Linked DNA regions of Mus musculus: region 2 is linked to region 1. The links are chromatin loops, found by intact Hi-C in ENCODE. Cell type or tissue: heart. All regions are shown on one strand. Links, peaks and the distances in the headings refer to the core of each region. The heading gives the core; the rest is flanking DNA.

Region 1 (8,078 bases), core at 200-4,199:
TGAACTCCTGGGTCTGAGGGGGGTGGCTTTAGGCCTGTACCCCTGGGTCTGAGAGAAATGGGCTGGGGCCTAGACCCCTGTATCTGAAGAAGGTTGGGGCATGGGCTCCTGGGTCTGAAAAAAGAGTCTGGGGCCTGGCTCCAGGGTCTGAGGGAGGTGGCCTGAACCCTGCACCCTTGTGTCTGAGAGATGGGCTGTGGCCTGGACTGTGGATCTGAGGGGAAAGGCTTGTGGCCTGGACTCCTCTGTCTTTCAATCCTTTGTGTTCATCCCAGGCCCATCGCTGGCGTCTGTGCTGAACGATCTCCCCAGCGCTGCTACGCTGCGATACCGCGGCCCTGGTGTGCTCCCTTGGGGAACACTGGATGAAGATGATGATGAAGGAGGAAGGAGCCTTCAGGCCTTTGCAGAAACTGCACAAATGGAATCTCACCCTTCCCGGGAACTTCCCTGGCCTATGCAGGCAAGGCGGGCACACAGGTGAGCACCTCTTTACTGACACACCCTTTCCTGATTTCAGTTATTCTGTTTACTTCCTTGCCACCAGCTTGGTAGGGTTAGCCTGGGCCGGCTCTGAACCTTGTGTTAAGAGACTCAGGAAGACTTGATCATTTTTTATTTTTGTTCCTTCTCCCAAACGTCCTTCTTGTTTTGTTTTGTTTTTTCTTTTCTACGTGTGTGTGTGTGTGTGTGTGTGTCCCTAAGATCATGCATGGGTGTGGCACAGCTTTCTTCGAAGCTCAGGGGACAACGTAAAGGAGTCAGTTCTCTCTCTCTACCATCTGAGTCTCAGGGATCAAAGTCGTTTTGACTTGGTCACAAATGCCCTTACGTGCCAACCATTTTGTTCTGTTTTGTTGAGACAAAAACAGAGTGAGGGTTGCACTCTGTCACCCAGGCTGACCTGAAAGCACTGTCTATCCTAATTTGCCCTAATCATTCTGCCCGCTGCTCCCAGTTGAGATACTACGAGCATGAATGGTGCACCACACTGCACTCATTTTCTTTCAAAAGCATGTCACTAATCTACCAGCCTGTCCTGGGACTCTCAATTCCACTGCCTCAACCTCACTGTTGGGATTACAAGCATACAAGCATGCATATACTACTAGACATGGCTCCATCATTATTTTATGTCTGGCTCCTTTTTTTTTTTTTTTTTTTTTTTGGTTTTTCGAGACAGGGTTTTTCTGTGTAGCTCTGGCTGTATTGGAACTCAGTCTGTAGACCAGGCTGGCCTCAGAAATCCACCTGCATCTGCCTCCCAAGTGCTGGGATTAAAGGTGTGCCCCCCCCCCCACCACCCAGCTCAGATTTGGTTCCTTTTTAATTGCTAAAGAGTATTCCAGTTTATGGATACAGTACCACGATGCCTGTCCTCGTTACATCGTGTTGTTTCTGTCTTTGGGTGGTTCCCAGTTTGTAGGTTCCAAACCCTTCATTTTCTGACGCTGACTCTGCTCTCTTTCTAGGAAGAGCCAGGCTACAGGGCAGCTGGCTTCTGGCTCTGAATCCAGGGCTGCCTACTGGACCCGACAGCTTTCCCGGACCAAGGGAAAAATGAAAGAAGGCTTTCAAACTATACAGCCCTGGGCATGGACGCTGAAGAAAATTGGGGGTGTGCTGGGCTTTAGAGGAAGAGGCCTGGGGTCTGAGGCTGGAGTGTGGTTTCCTGGGTCTGACAGAGAGGGGAGTGGCAATTATCCCCTGGGCCTTTGGGAAAAGGTCTGGTTCCTGCAGCCCTGGTCTGAAGGATGAAGACTAGTGCCTGAACCCTTCTGAATCAGAGAGAAGAGAACTGGAATCTGAGGGGGGAGGGCTGGTTTCTGGACCCCAGGGTCAGACCAGGAGTCAGGGCTCTGTTATAGATTTCTGGGTCTGAGGGAGGAGGGCTATGGCCAGGACTCTGGGTTGGAACTACACTGGTAAGGGACCTGAGGCCTCTCTGCTGCCCTCTGCAGGTCAGTTTGGAGCAGGCACTGAGTCCTACTTCTCCCTGCTGCGCTTCCTGCTCTTTCTCAACCTGGTGGCATCTGTCATTGAAATCTGCATGAAGCTGATCCCCACCTGGCTGGAAGGGGCTCCTCCAGGTCCCCCTGGCCCTAACATCTCTTCACCCTGTGGTTCCTATATTCCACACACTCATGGCCTGGTCGCCTTCCCCACCCAGCTTTTCAACTTGCTCTCTGGAGAGGTGGGTGCCATGGTCCCCAGAGGAACCTCCTTACTTTTGAAGCCTGGTTTCCTGGACGACACACACACAGATCACTCAGCTCCCTGATCGTTACCTCCACCCGGCCCCACTATGACCTTTGTTCTGCCTCTTCCTCCCCAGGGTTACCTTGAGTGGTCCCCTCTATTCTATGGGTTCTACCCACCCCGATCGAACCTGGCCATCACCTACCTGTGCTCCGTCTTTGCCATCAGCATCATCTACTTGCTGTGCATCCTACGACGGTTAGTGATGCCCACATCCTGATTCTGATAGGCAGGGGAAACCCACCCCCTCCCCCAGGAGTCATTTCTTCAACATTGAAATGTATTTTAAAGCCAGGAGAGGAGGCTCCAGGAGAGGAGGCTGAGGCAGGATGATTATTTTAAGTTCAAGGTCAGCCTAGGCTACAGAGTAAGTTGAAGACCGCCCTGAGCTGCACAGAAAAATCCTATCTGTCTGAGTATGTTGGCACATGCCTGTAATCTCTGTACTCAGGAGGCAGGGTAGATAGATCTTTGAGTTCAATGCCAACTTGGCTTTCTTTCTCAGAAAGAAAATGAAGGGACGGAGGGAGGGAGGGAGGGAGGGAGGGAGCACAAAACAGGCAGGCCCCTACCCCCAGTTTATCTAGTGGTAACCTAATGAGAGGTGGTTCAATACACACATGAAAGCCTGTTTAGAAGGTGTGTGACTATAATCCCAGAGTTTGGGAAGCCGAGGCACGAAGGTTACTCCAGGCTCCATCTCACAATATCCAGTGATATCAAGAAGTAGAACACAAAAAAAAAAAAAAAAAAGCCGGGCGTGGTGGCGCACGCCTTTAATCCCAGCACTTGGGAGGCAGAGGCAGGCGGATTTCTGAGTTCGAGGCCAGCCTGGTCTACAAAGTGAGTTCCAGGACAGCCAGGGCTACACAGAGAAACCCTGTCTCGAAAAACCAAAAGAAAAAAAAAAAAGAAAAAGAAAAAAGAAGTAGAACACTAGGCTGGCAAGACTTTGCAGCGGATGCGAACACTTTCTGCCAAGCCTGAGAAGCTGAGTTCCTTCCCCAGAGGCCCCATAGTAAGGAAAGGAAGCCACTTCCTCCATAGGTTGTCTTCTCACCACCACACACATGGCATGTCACACTGGTGCCATCACATAAACACACATGCACACAAAATAAATAAATGTAGAAAGAAAAATAATTAGAATACTAAGCTTACTGGCATGGCTCCTGTCTCAAATCCCAGCACTTGGGAGGTGGAGGCAGGAAGAACAGGAACTCTTTGGTTTTTTTGGGGTTTTTTTTGTTGTTGTTTTTTTTGTTTTGTTTTGTTTTGTTTTTCGAGACAGGGTTTCTCTGTGTAGCCCTGGCTGTCCTGGAACTCACTTTGTAGACCAGGCTGGCCTGGAACTCAGAAATCCGCCTGCCTCTGCCTCCCAAGTGCTGGGATTAAAGGCGTGTGCCACCATACCTGGCTGAACAAATATAAATTATGAACAAATATAAAACATGAATAAATGGATTTGGGAGCCCAGGCCTGTACTAGGTAGGTGACAGCAGGTATTAGGATCATGATTTTGAGGCCAGCTTTACCCTCATAGTGAGACCTTGTCTCAAAAGATAAAGTAGCTGGGCAGAGGTGGCACACACCTTTAATTCCAGCACTGGAGAGGCAGGTAGTTCTGTGACTCAAGGCCAGCCTGGTCTACAGAATGAAAAGCTGGGTATGACAGCAATACACACCTGTAGCCCCAGCACTGGAGGCTCGGGGAGGGCAACAGAGACAGGAGGATCCAGGGACTCAATGGCCAGCCAGTCTATCCAAAATGGTGAGTTCCATGTTCAATGAATGAGACCATTTGAAAAACAAAATGGAGAATGATAGAGGAAGACACCTAATGTGCATCACTGGCCTCCAAACACACACACACACACACAATCACCATGTATGTATGTATGCATACACCACATGCACACACATATTCCCAAGTGCATCCATACACTCATGCATACACTAAAACACACACATGCCTTGCTGGCTGGTTATGCCAGGAAAATACTTAAATATTGGGAGCTGGGAGAAGCTCTAAGATAGTTTCCTTTAAATATAGAGATTCCTTCTGATTTGCACGAGAAGGGATGTTGCCTCGGGTCCAAATACTAAGAACAGATCTCTAAAGAGATCATGTGGGAACACTCCCTAGTTGTCCTGGGGAGCACGGAGAGGCTACTGAAGGTAAACATAGTCTCTCTGTCCACTTCTGTCTTCCTCTTCCTTTGTTCTCATCCTTTCCTCCCACTCAGTCTCTCTAGGTCTTTGCCCGCCCTCAAACACTTGTCTGAATGGGCAGCTCAAGGCAGTCACTGTGTTACCCTGTCCACCTCTCAGCCTAAAACTCACTGTGTGTCCAGGAGGGCCTTTGAACCTGTAGAAATCCTCCTAACTCAGCTTCTTTTGTGCTGGGATTACAAGGCCATGCTGTCAGACCAGCTCACCTCTTCTCTAAAATGTACTTTTTTGTTCTTCTCTTGTCTCTTTCCTAGATATCTCCCTCTTTCCTCTGGAGATCTGGCAGTGTCCCCTAAATTCTCCTATCTCTTCAGTCTTTGGTTCCAAAGACTTTGTGTAACTATCTGACTTGAACAGGTGGCACCTGGTCACAGGATTTTGAGTGTATGTTCCGTAAGTAAGGTGCCCCCACCAACACTTCTCCTGTGGTCTGTTCTTTCAGTTCGGTGTCCGGGTTGAAGGAGACACTGTTGGCGGAGTCAGACATTCTGACCAGCTACAGTCACCGAGTGTTCTCAGCTTGGAATTTTGGCCTCTGCGGGGACGTGCACGTGCGGCTGCGCCAGCGCATCATTTTGTATGAACTACAGGTGTGCTCGGGGAGGTGGAGCTACCACTAAATGAGAACCAGACAAGATCCAACTAAGATAAGGAGCAAGGCATTGCTAAGAGACAGCTAAGCAGAAGCCAGGCTAGGAATGCCTGCCATGGAGGAGACTGACGGGGTGGGAGGGTTGGGGGGCTGGGACCTGGAATTCATTTAGAAAAGGGACTGAACTAAGACTGGTCCCAAGTGAAATGAGGACGTGGCTTCAAAAAGGTGAACTAGCTGGAAGTCTCATAGGAGGGGGATCCTGGGGTTCTGTGTTGGGCCAAAGAAGGGTAGGCCTTGGACAGAAGGTAGGGCGAGATTTGGAGTTCTGGGATGAACTAAGGAGTGGCAGACCTGGGATGCAAGTCCAGACTTCAGAGGCCCAGTGCCCCAAGAATTAAATGGTCCCACGGACAGCCCTGGAGAGTATGGAACAAGGAGAGGGCTATATCGGTTTAATCCGAAGAAAAGTCAGGCCTGAAGGGACGGATTTCCAGAAGCAGTCCCTATTGGCCTTAGGTGGACCTAGAGGAAGCAGTAGTCCGGCGCCGTGCTGCGGAGCAGACTCTGAGCCAACGAGCCAAGGTGTGGTCGATGAGGGCGCTGCTCAACGTGCTGGTCCTCGCGCTGCTCGGGGCGGCCTTCTATGGCATCTACTGGGCCACCGAGTACACCTTGACACTACAGGTACAGAGGGTCTTGGAGGAGGAGGAGGGTCCTTGGGTCCTAGAACTCACATTTCCACAGGTGAAGAAGCCCTGTGGCAGTGAACTGGGGTGTAGAATTCCTGGGATTTTAGGGTCTTTTAAGACAAGAAGAGGCTACAGGTGGGCTTTCAGCTCCCTTCTCTCCCTTTCAGGAGACGCCCCTTGTCCGACAGACCCCACTATTCAAGCTTCTGGTGGATTATCTACCATCCATCTTCATTTCTCTGTTCAACTTTGTGCTGCCTCCTGTGTTCAAGTTCATTGCCTCACTAGAGGGCTACACTCAAAGCCGACAGATCGTCTTGATCCTGCTTAGGTTCTGGACTCATGGGATGGGAAGGGAGTGCAGACAGAAGGGGGAAAGGGACAGGTGGAAAAAGGTTCTACAAATAAGACAGAGAAGAGCCGGGCGTGGTGGCGCACGCCTTTAATCCCAGCACTCGGGAGGCAGAGGCAGGAGGATTTCTGAGTTCGAGGCCAGCCTGGTCTACAAAGTGAGTTCCAGGACAGACAGGGCTACACAGAGAAACCCTGTCTCGAAAAAAACCTAAAAAAAATAAAAATAAAAATAAAAAAATAAGACAGAGAAGTACCCTGGAGAGATGGTTCAGAGGGTAAAGGTGCTTGCTGTGCACATCTGAGTTCATTCCTAGAACCAGTGTAAAGGCAGGAGAGAATGGACTGCACTATGGCACACACACACTTTTGTGTTTTGTTTTGTTGGGGAGGGGGTTTGTTGTTATTGTTTTTAAGACAAAAAGAGGCTGGAGAGATGGCTCAGTGGCTAAGAGCACTTACTGCTCTTAAAGAGCATCAGAAGTTAGTTCCCAGAAACCACATCAGAGAGCTCACAACTCCCTGCATATCCAGTTCCAGGGGATCAGACTCCCTCTTCTTGCCTCTGCAGGCACCAGAATGTGTGGTGCACACAAATACAAACAGGAGAACACATACACATTATATATGTGTGTATATAATGGCATATTTGTCATTTATTTACACACATACACACACACACACACATATGAATGAGACAGTGAAGTCCCATGCATATGAAATCCAGGGAGTCCTGGTCTTAAATTCTGACTCTGAGACTCAGTTCCTTCCTCTGTGAAAAGTGGGGGGCGGGTAGGAAAAATATAAAGTGGAGGAGGAGATCACGAGTGTGCATCCAGGAGGCACTACCTCAGTGTGAGTCCCTTCATCTTGCAGGACTGTGTTTTTGCGTCTGGCCTCGCTGGTGTTCCTTCTGGTCTCTCTGTGGAGTCAGATCACGTGTGGGGGAAACATGGAGGCAGAAGGATGCAAGGCCTGCGGCTATAATTACAAAGAAATTCCGGTGAGAATGCTGTGGGCACACAGGTGGCATTCTTGGGCCTAGAGGTAGGATAGGAATCCTTGAACTGGGTGGACTGTTCCTTGGTTGGAAAGAAGCTAAACATGGCATGAATACTGATAAACAGTGAAGCGCCCACCCACACAATTCACGAGTGGGGTTCTGATGTTTGCTGACAATTCGGAGCCTCAGATGCTTGGGTCTCCAGGCAGGAGAGTCTGATCTACCAATTTCTTACTTCTTCAGTGCTGGGAGACTCGGCTGGGCCAGGAGATGTACAAACTTGTACTCTTTGATCTGCTGATGGGCCTGTTGGTCACGCTGTTGGTCCAGTTTCCTAGGAAGTAAGTGTCCTTGCCCTTCCTGGTAGCCCTGCCCCTATTAGAGCAGGCCCCATCCCGATGGGATTGTTCCTATATTGTGCTCCACCTATCTTCTATTCTTTTTAACTGAGCTCTATGCATAAGCAAGGCAGTTTGTCACTGAGCTAGATATCCCAACCGTCTTTATAATTTTAAAAAAAGATTTATTTATTTTATTTATATGAGTACACTGTAGCTGTCTTCAGACACACCAGAAGAGGGCATCAGATCTCATCACGGGTGGTTGTGAGCTATGGTGATGTGGTTGCTGGGAATTGAACTCAAAACCTCTGGAAGAGCAGTCAGTGCTCTTACCCGCTGAGCCATCTCCCCAGCCCCATCTTTATAATTTTGTTTCTCTTATTTATTGGTGTGCATGTGTGTCTGTTTGTGTGAACATATGTTGTGTGCTTGTGTGTGTGTGTGGGGGGGGGTTGTCAAAAGAAGGCTTTGTATGTCTTCCTCTATCACTCTCTGCCTATTCCTTTGAGACAGGGTGTCTCTCTCAGAACCTGGTACTCACAGCCAAAAAGCCCCAGCAATCTTATCTCTGGTACTCTCAGTATTGAGGTTACAAGTATTCGAGGATG
Region 2 (8,078 bases), core at 2,176-6,175, 230 kb before region 1:
ATTTCTTTATGGGATGTATTCATTCACATTTAAAGGCCTCTGTCATCTTTATAAATTGTATTTAAGGACAGTTCCTTGTATGTGTGTGAGTGTGCATATACGGGAGGGTTGGGTGTGTATATTAGCCTACTGCCATTGGGTGTTCTTTCAGGCAACTTGGTGGGCAGGGGCTTGGGAGACAAAGGCTTAGTTGATGTTCCTTGTGGCAGCAGACCTCCTGGAAAGCATGCAGTCCTTGGGGTAGGAAATGGAGTACTCAGTGTAGGTTATTGCTCTTTCCTAAGTATTCAGGGGAGTTGGCAGGACAGGGCTTGGTGAGGAGACGCTTAACTGGTATCCTGTAGGATGGCAGCCCTCTGAGTAATCAGGCAGGGTTGTGGCTGCTACTATTTTTTAAAGGAACATACCAATAAAATGACTCCTGGGTCAATGTCTTGCTCAGCAACTATCAGAGCAGCTTCCTCCTGCAGGAGATGGGCACTTATGCAGATACCCACAACTGAAACAGCAGAGAAAGATCTGAAAATACTGAATCCTGAATGGGTAAATACTTGCAAAAGAACATTTAGTTTTTCTAACAAGTCACACTGGTACACAAAGCACACTGAAGGGCAGGTCTCATGCCCAGCGGTACGTGGCCAACACTAAATGAACTCACTGGTATTTTCGAAGTCTGTGCTTATAATGCTTGTCTGTTACTTATATATTATGATAACCTGTCATGTGCTTTTAGAAGATCTCAGGGAATTCGTAATGTAGATGTATAAAAAAAATCATAGAACTACACACCTCACAAATGTACAGTTCTATTGACCAATGACTCCTGTATAATTAGCAAAAAGATTTTCATTGGTTTTTTTCTTCCATTTTTCCATTCTGTGTGACTACTTACATTATTGTGCCTAATGTCATTTCACTGTGAATTTCATTTTCTAATTTTTTGTGATTTAAATGCATTTATACATCAAATGAATTAGTAATGAGTACTTTGAGAATCATATAATACATAAAAATTTGTTCAACTTCTATATTCCTATCCTTTCATACCCTAAATTATCATTAATAAATATTTAATACTATCTATAACTGAGGATTCTGCATCTAATGTTGAATCCTAAATTGATTCAAAACATTCAAAATATTCTTTGGGAGTTAAGCATAGTAAAAAAGCATAAAATATTAAAAATGAATCATCAAGAAATATATTCAAAGGCCCTGATATGATACCACCTGACATAGTGAGAGAGTACTTAAAATGCATTATATTTCTGTATACAATATCTAAAAATCAGTTTACTTAAAAAAGGTTATCAGTGTTTGGAGGAGAAAAATGATTTTGTCAGTAAGTAGATTTAAAAATTTTTAGAATAGCAAAAACTCTTTGAAGTTAAACATTAAGAAAATGTTAATTGTAAGCACTATGAAAAATTATGAACAACATTTCCATGATGTTGGTAGAACATGATTTTAATAATTTCAACTGTTAATATTCAACAAACAGAATAATTCTTAAGATGTGTTTTGTTGTTATGTCTCCCTTTTCATTTCTGATTTTATAAGTTTGGATATTGTCTCTGTGCCCTCTGGTTAGTCTGGGGTGATGGTTTGTATATTCTTGGACCAGGAAGTGGTACCATCTGGAGGTGTGGCCTTGTTGGAATAGGTGTGACCTGGTGGGAGTAGGTTTGTCACTGTGGGTGTGGGCATAAGATCCTCACCCTAAGTGCCTGGAAGTTAGTCTTCCACTAGCAGCCTTTGGATGAAGGTGTAGAACTCTCAGCTCTGCCTGTACCATGCCTTTCTGGTTACTGCCATGCTCCCACCTTGATGATAATGGACTGAACCTCGGAACCTATAAGCCAGCCTCAATTAAATGTTGTTTTTTATAAGACTTGCCTTATACATGGTGTCTGCTCACAGCAGTAAACCCCTAATACATCTGGCTAAGGGTGAATTAATCTTGTTGATTTTCTCAAAGAAACAGCTCCTGGTTTTGTTGATTCTGTGTATACTTCTCTTTATTTATATTTGGATCATGTCAGCTGTGAGTTTGACTATTTCCTGCGGTCTACTCCTCTTTAGTGTATTTGATTCTCTTTGTTCAAGACGTTTCATGTGTGCTGTCAAACTGCTCATGTTATCTTTCTCCAGTTTCTTTTTGGAGGCACACTTAGAGCTATGAGTTTTCATCTTACCACTGCTTTCATTGTGTCCCATAAGTTTTGGTATGATGTGTTTTCACTTTCATTAAGTTCTAAAGAGCCTGTAATTTCTTTTCTTTATTTTCCTTGTTCAGCGTTGATATGTATGTGTGCTCTCTGTTGTTTTTGTTGGAATTTAAGACCAGGCTTAGTCCGAGATGATCTGATAGGGTTCATGAGATTATGTCAATGTTCTTGTATCTGTTGAGGCTTGTTTTGCAGCCAGTTATATGGTCATTTGTGGAGAAGGTACCTTGAGGAAGAAGGTATATTCTTTTGGTTTGGATTAAATGTTCTGTAAATATCTCTTAGATCCATTTGGTTCATAATTTCTGTTAGTTTCACTGTGTCTCTGTTTAGTTTCTGTTTCCATGATCTGTCCATTGCTGAGAGTGGAGTGTGGAAGTCTCCCACTATTATTGTGTGTGGTGTGCTGTGTGCTTTCAGCTTTAGTAAAGTTTCTTTTATAAATGTGGGTGCCCTTGCAATTGGGGCATAGATGTTCAGAATTGAGAGTTCATCTTGGTAGATTAATTCTTTAACCAGTATGAAATGTCCTTCCTTAACTTTTTTGATAACTGTTGGTTGAAAGTTGATTTTATTCGATATTAGAATGGCTACTTCAACTTGTTTTGGGAAACCGTATTCTTGGAAAATTGTTTTCCAACCTTTTACTCTGATGTAGTGTGAGCCTTTTCATACTGTCCTGTATGCATCAACATGCTGGGTCCTGTTTACATAACCAGTCTGTTAGTCTATGTCTCTTTATTGGGGAACTGAATCCACTGATGATAAGAGATATTAAAGAAAATTGATTGTTACTTCGTGTTGGTTTTGTTGTTACTTATGGAGTTATGTTTATGTGGCTATCTTCTTTGGGTTTTGCTGAAAGAATATTTTCTTGCTTTTTCTAGGGTGTAGTTTCCCTCTTTCTATAGGTGTTTTCAATCTTTTATCCTTTGTAGGACTGGATTTATGGAAAGATATTGTGTAAATTTGGTTTTGTCATGGAATATCTTGGTGTCTCCCTCTATGGGAATTGAGAGTTTTGCTGGGTATAGTGGACTGGGCTGGCATTTGTGTTCACTTAGGGTCTGTATAACATCTGTCCAGGATCTATCTTCTACCTTTAGTAGTGTCTGGTGAGAAGTCTGGTGTAATCATGATAAGTCTCCTTTATATGTTACTTGACCTTTTTCCCTTACTGCTTTTAACATTCTTTCTTTGTTTAGTGCATTTGCTGTTTTGATTATTATGTGATCGGTGGAATTTCTTTCCTGATCCAGTCTATTTGGAGTTCTGTAGGCTTCCTGTATGTTCATGGGCATCTCTTTCTTTAGGTTAGGGAAATTTTCTTCTATAGTTTTGTTGAAGATATTTATTTACCCTTTAAGGTGGGAATCTCCACTCTCTGCTATACCTATTATCCTTAGGTTTCATCTCTTCATTGTGTCCTGGGTTTCTTGAATGTTTTGGGTTAAGAACTTTCTGCTTTTTTTTCTTTCATTTTATTTGATGGTTATGTCAAGTTTTTCTATGGTATCTTCTGCACCTGATATACTCTCTTCTATGTCTTGTACTCTCTGGTGATGCTAGAATCTATGAATCCTGATCTCTTTCCTGGTTTTCTAACTCCAGGCTTGTCTTCCTTTGTGAATTCTTTGTTGTTTCTAGTGACATTTTTAGGTCTAGGATGGTTTTGTTCATTTCCTTCACCTGTTTGGTTGTGTTTTGCTATAATTCTTTATGGGACTTTGGGTTTCCTCTTTACCTGTATTCTCCTATATTTCTTTAATGAAGTTTTTTATGTCCTTCTTAACATCCTCTATCACCTTCATGGGAAGTGATGTTAGATCAGAATCTTGCTTTTCAGTAGGATGATGTATCCAGGTCTTGCTATGGTGGGAGAATTGGATTCTGATGATGTCAATTAACCTTGGTTTCTGTTGCTTATGTTCTTACATTGTCTCCCGCCATCTGATTATTTCTAGTGCTATCTGCCCTCACTATATCTAACTGGAGCCTGTCCTTCCTATGATCCTGGCACAATGGGAAAATGAACAAGACACAATGCCCTAAAGGGTTCATATCCACCAAAAAGTGTGATATCTCTGCCAGCTCTCTGCATCTGACACATCAGCACTATAGATGATGAGAGTCAGTGTTGAGAGACCATGTATGCCTCAAAGTCATCTGAGGCAAGTTCCTCACATGGAGATCATCTAACCACGAGAGGGCAGCATCTCTTCCTGCCTATGGGGAGGATAGTGTGACTGACCTCAAAACACTCTTTGTAATTCTTACCAGTGCAATGACATAACCCATCACTTACTATCAGGTCAAGAAAAACAGCTGGTCAGAAAAGAGACACCACAGTCATGTGACATACAGTTCTCAAGCATGAAAGTTCCCAAGGTTCATGAAATAGAGACTGGGTCAGAAATGGCACTTTACAATTGGATATAATGCAAAACTTGGGGTATGCCTCCGCTGTGAGAGCTTTTTAGTAAATATATTAATCATTAATTCTTGGAAGGCAAACAGAGGCATAAAATGTTGTTAACATTGTCCATCACATACTGTAGAGAACTTTTAGTTGTTGTTGTTTTGGGAAATGGCTGAATATACCCTGGGCTGATTCAAACCTCTGCTACTAAGTCCATGTGCTGGGGGATGAAATCCCACCTATGAGCAACCACATCACATCCATGCAGAGCTGGATATAAAACCCAGGCCTCTGAGGAAACCAAGAAAGTACTTTAACAACTTTTCTCATTTTTCATTTGATAGAGGGGCATGTATAGACAGCCACATAATAAGCAAGTGTGTACCTTTTCTAGGCTCAGTAACGAAAGGGGAAAAAACAAAGTAACCCCTATCTCATTACACTATGAGATAAACAGGACACATGTTACTCCTGGGCCCATCCTTCAAAGTGATGCTGAGTTAGAAGATTTCCCTCAAAGAACACATTCTTAGCACAGGATCATTACAAACGTGGAGGCTGAAAAATCCTAAGACATAGAGATGACAGATGACTACAGGAAGACTCCTCTGAGCGTGCTGAAAGCTTGCAGAGATGAGCTCACAGAGTTTGATAGTATCTAAAGCCCCATCAACAACCAATACAAACTAAACCCAGCATGGGGATGGAAAATATGAGATCCTACCCTTAGGTAGTGAGCTATTGGAACCTGAGAGCTCCGGCAAAGAGAGAGTCAGTTTTCACTTTGGGTGTGGCCAGTTATATAAGGACAGCACAAACTGGACTAAATGGTAGAAGGCAAGAGAAGATACTTAAGAGTGAAGGAAGGGCAATGGGAAAGAGAGAGAGTTAAATGAAACCACACGGCTTAATATTTTAAACAACTGATAGCTAAAATGAGGAAGAAAGAGAGAGATGGTATTCCATCAAAGATTGATAGCAGATACAAACTTACATTTCAGTGAGATTTGGAGTAATGCACTTGGTACACCAGAAGAAAAAATGGCTATCTGAGGACCAAAAAGCAAACAAACAAACAAACAAACAAAAACAAAAACAAAAATCAAGCAATTGACAAAAGATACTGTCATGAAGATTGACTCAGAAATAGAGAAGCAGCCCAATGGTTAAGAGGACTGATTGCTCTTGCAGAGGGCCTGAGTTCAAACCCAAGCACCTGTACTGTGATTCACAGAAAGTTGAGACCCAGGGAATGCAGTGATCTCTTCTGAACACAACATATTCAAGGCAAACATATGTTGTACACACACACACACACAAAAGCAAAATACTCATAGCTGTAAATTAAATAGATCTAAAATGAAATATTTAAAACATAAACACCCACACAAAACATGCCAGTCAGACATTCAGGAAGAGACACATAACAAGATGATTCAGACCACTCTAACCACTTTGACATTAAACAGAATACCTATCAATAAGGCATCAGCAAACACCACAAGCACAAGTTCACACCAAGTGCTCCATTATGAAAAAAGCCTCCAAGACACAAAGATCCCACAACAATCTCCAGGACAGGCCACTGCAGGTCACTGGACAGGTCTCTGGATTAAGAAATGAGCTCAGCTGAGCAGTGGTGGCACACACCTTTAATCCCAGCACTTGGGAGGCAGAAGCAGGTGGATTTCTGAGTTTGAGGCCACCCTGATCTACAAAGTGAGTTCCAGGACAGCCAGGGCTATACAGAGAAACCCTGTCTCCAAAAATGAAAAAAAAAAAAGAAAAGAAAAGAAATGAGCTCAGCTGGGAAGTTTTGGAGCACACCTTTAATCCCAGCACTTTGGATGCAGATGCAGGTGGATTTCTAAGTTCCAGGCCAGCCTCATCTACAGAGTGCGTTCCAGGACACCCAGGGCTATAGAGAGAAACCTTGTCTCCCAAACGTCCCCACCAAGAAGAAGAAGAAGAAGAAGAAGAAGAAGAAGAAGAAGAAGAAGAAGAGGAGGAGGAGGAGGAGGAGGAGGAGGAGGAGGAGGAGGAGGAGGAGGAGGAGGAGGAGGAGGAGGAGGAGGGAGAGGAGGAGGAGGAAGAAGAAGAAGAGGAAGAAGAAAAAGAAGAAGAAGAAGAAGAAGAAGAAGAAGAAGAAGAAGAAGAAGAAGAAGAAGAAGAAGAAGAAGAAGTGGTGGAGGAGGAGGAGGAGGAGGAAGAGGAAGAGAAAGAAGAAAAAAAGAAGAAGGAGGAGGAGAAGGAGAGGAAGAGGAAGAAGAAGGAGGAGGAGGAGGAGAAGGGGGAGAAGGAGAAGGAGGAGGAGGAGGAGGAGGAGGAGGAGGAGGAGGAGGAGGAGGAGGAGGAGGAGAAGGAGAAGGAGAAGAAGAGCTCACATCAGAAGAACCTCAGCCAGAAAGAGAAAAAAAATACACAAATTTATTAAATGAAAGGGGGAAATAAGAACTCTCATGGGATTGAACAGCATATTTCCAAACCAGAAGTGCAGGGGAAGAAACAAAAATACATTCAGGTTAGTAAGGAGGGTAAGCTGGTGAACATGGTAAGGAAAAGGGAAGATGTGGGGATAAAGACTCAATCAAAACACAGTATACACAGGAATGGGATTTATATAAACATAAAATTGTAAACACAGGCGGCAGTGTGGTGGCCCACATCTCTCATCCCTGCACTTTTGAACCATAGGGAGGAGACCTCTATGAAGGCCAGTTTAGACTGGTCTGCACAACCAGGTCCAAGTCAACCAAGACTACATAGCCAGAGACTGTCTCCATACAACCAAAAAGATAACTAAACCCATCAGCATAGGAAAAAGAAAATAGAGAAAAAATTAAAACGCCAAACATTGAAACCTACAGAGGAAATTTGGCTTGTAGCTCACAGGTAGAGTATGTGCTTAGAACACTGGAAGCTGTTCCATCAATCCCTAATGAAAAATAAACAGGAAAAATGCAATTTTCCTGAGCTCTTTCTTTTGAACTGTGCCACTGTGCAGATACAAACATGTAAATATTTGGCGAGGCACTGCACGGCAAGTCAGTCATTTTGAGGTTGAATTCAGAGACACCACTGAGGAAGTCAAGACTGAGACCCAGGACCAAGAAGTCATGTCATCAAAACTCTAGCAGCTGCCGATGCTTCCCACCAGCAGATGGAGAAAGATGAAAACCTGGATGACTACAACATCCAAAAAGATTGTCTTAGTCAGGGTTTTACTGCTGTGAACAGACACCATGACCAAGGCAACATTTAATTGGGGCTGGCTGACAGGTTCAGAGGTTCAGTCCATTATCATCAAGGTGGGAGCATGGCAGTATCCAGGCAGGCATGGCACTGGCAGAACTGAGAGTTCTACATCTTCATCCAAAGGCTGCTAGTGGAAGACTGACTTCCAGGCAACTAGGGTGAGGATCTAATACCCA

What was found. Peaks named below come from ENCODE experiments on the same cell type or tissue, not always from the same donor. Only the 100,000 strongest peaks of a DNase experiment are listed, where the experiment ranks them.
Region 2: it touches region 1 in a loop (3-fold over the local background); 5 of 42 quality-filtered maps call a loop at or near these places.

The regions. Positions count from the first base shown.
Region 1 is chr7:3,668,966-3,677,043 of GRCm38, reverse strand. Tmc4 (transmembrane channel-like gene family 4) reads left to right here. Exons shown (of 15, transcript NM_181820.2): 2 at 276-480; 3 at 1,473-1,618; 4 at 1,962-2,194; 5 at 2,336-2,457; 6 at 4,934-5,081; 7 at 5,603-5,770; 8 at 5,943-6,106; 9 at 7,003-7,129; 10 at 7,373-7,470. Among named protein-coding and RNA genes, the nearest start is that of Tmc4, 4.5 kb to the left of the region's middle. In heart, for the core only: a CTCF peak has its summit at 1,965 (motif pointing left); a DNase peak (open chromatin) is centred at 1,953; H3K4me3 peaks cover 221 bases.
Region 2 is chr7:3,900,269-3,908,346 of GRCm38, reverse strand. Lilra6 (leukocyte immunoglobulin-like receptor, subfamily A (with TM domain), member 6) reads left to right here. Exons shown (of 9, transcript NM_011090.2): 9 at 1-67. Among named protein-coding and RNA genes, the nearest start is that of Gm14548, 6.2 kb to the right of the region's middle. In heart, for the core only: a CTCF peak has its summit at 4,428 (motif pointing right); no DNase peak of the experiment used is centred there.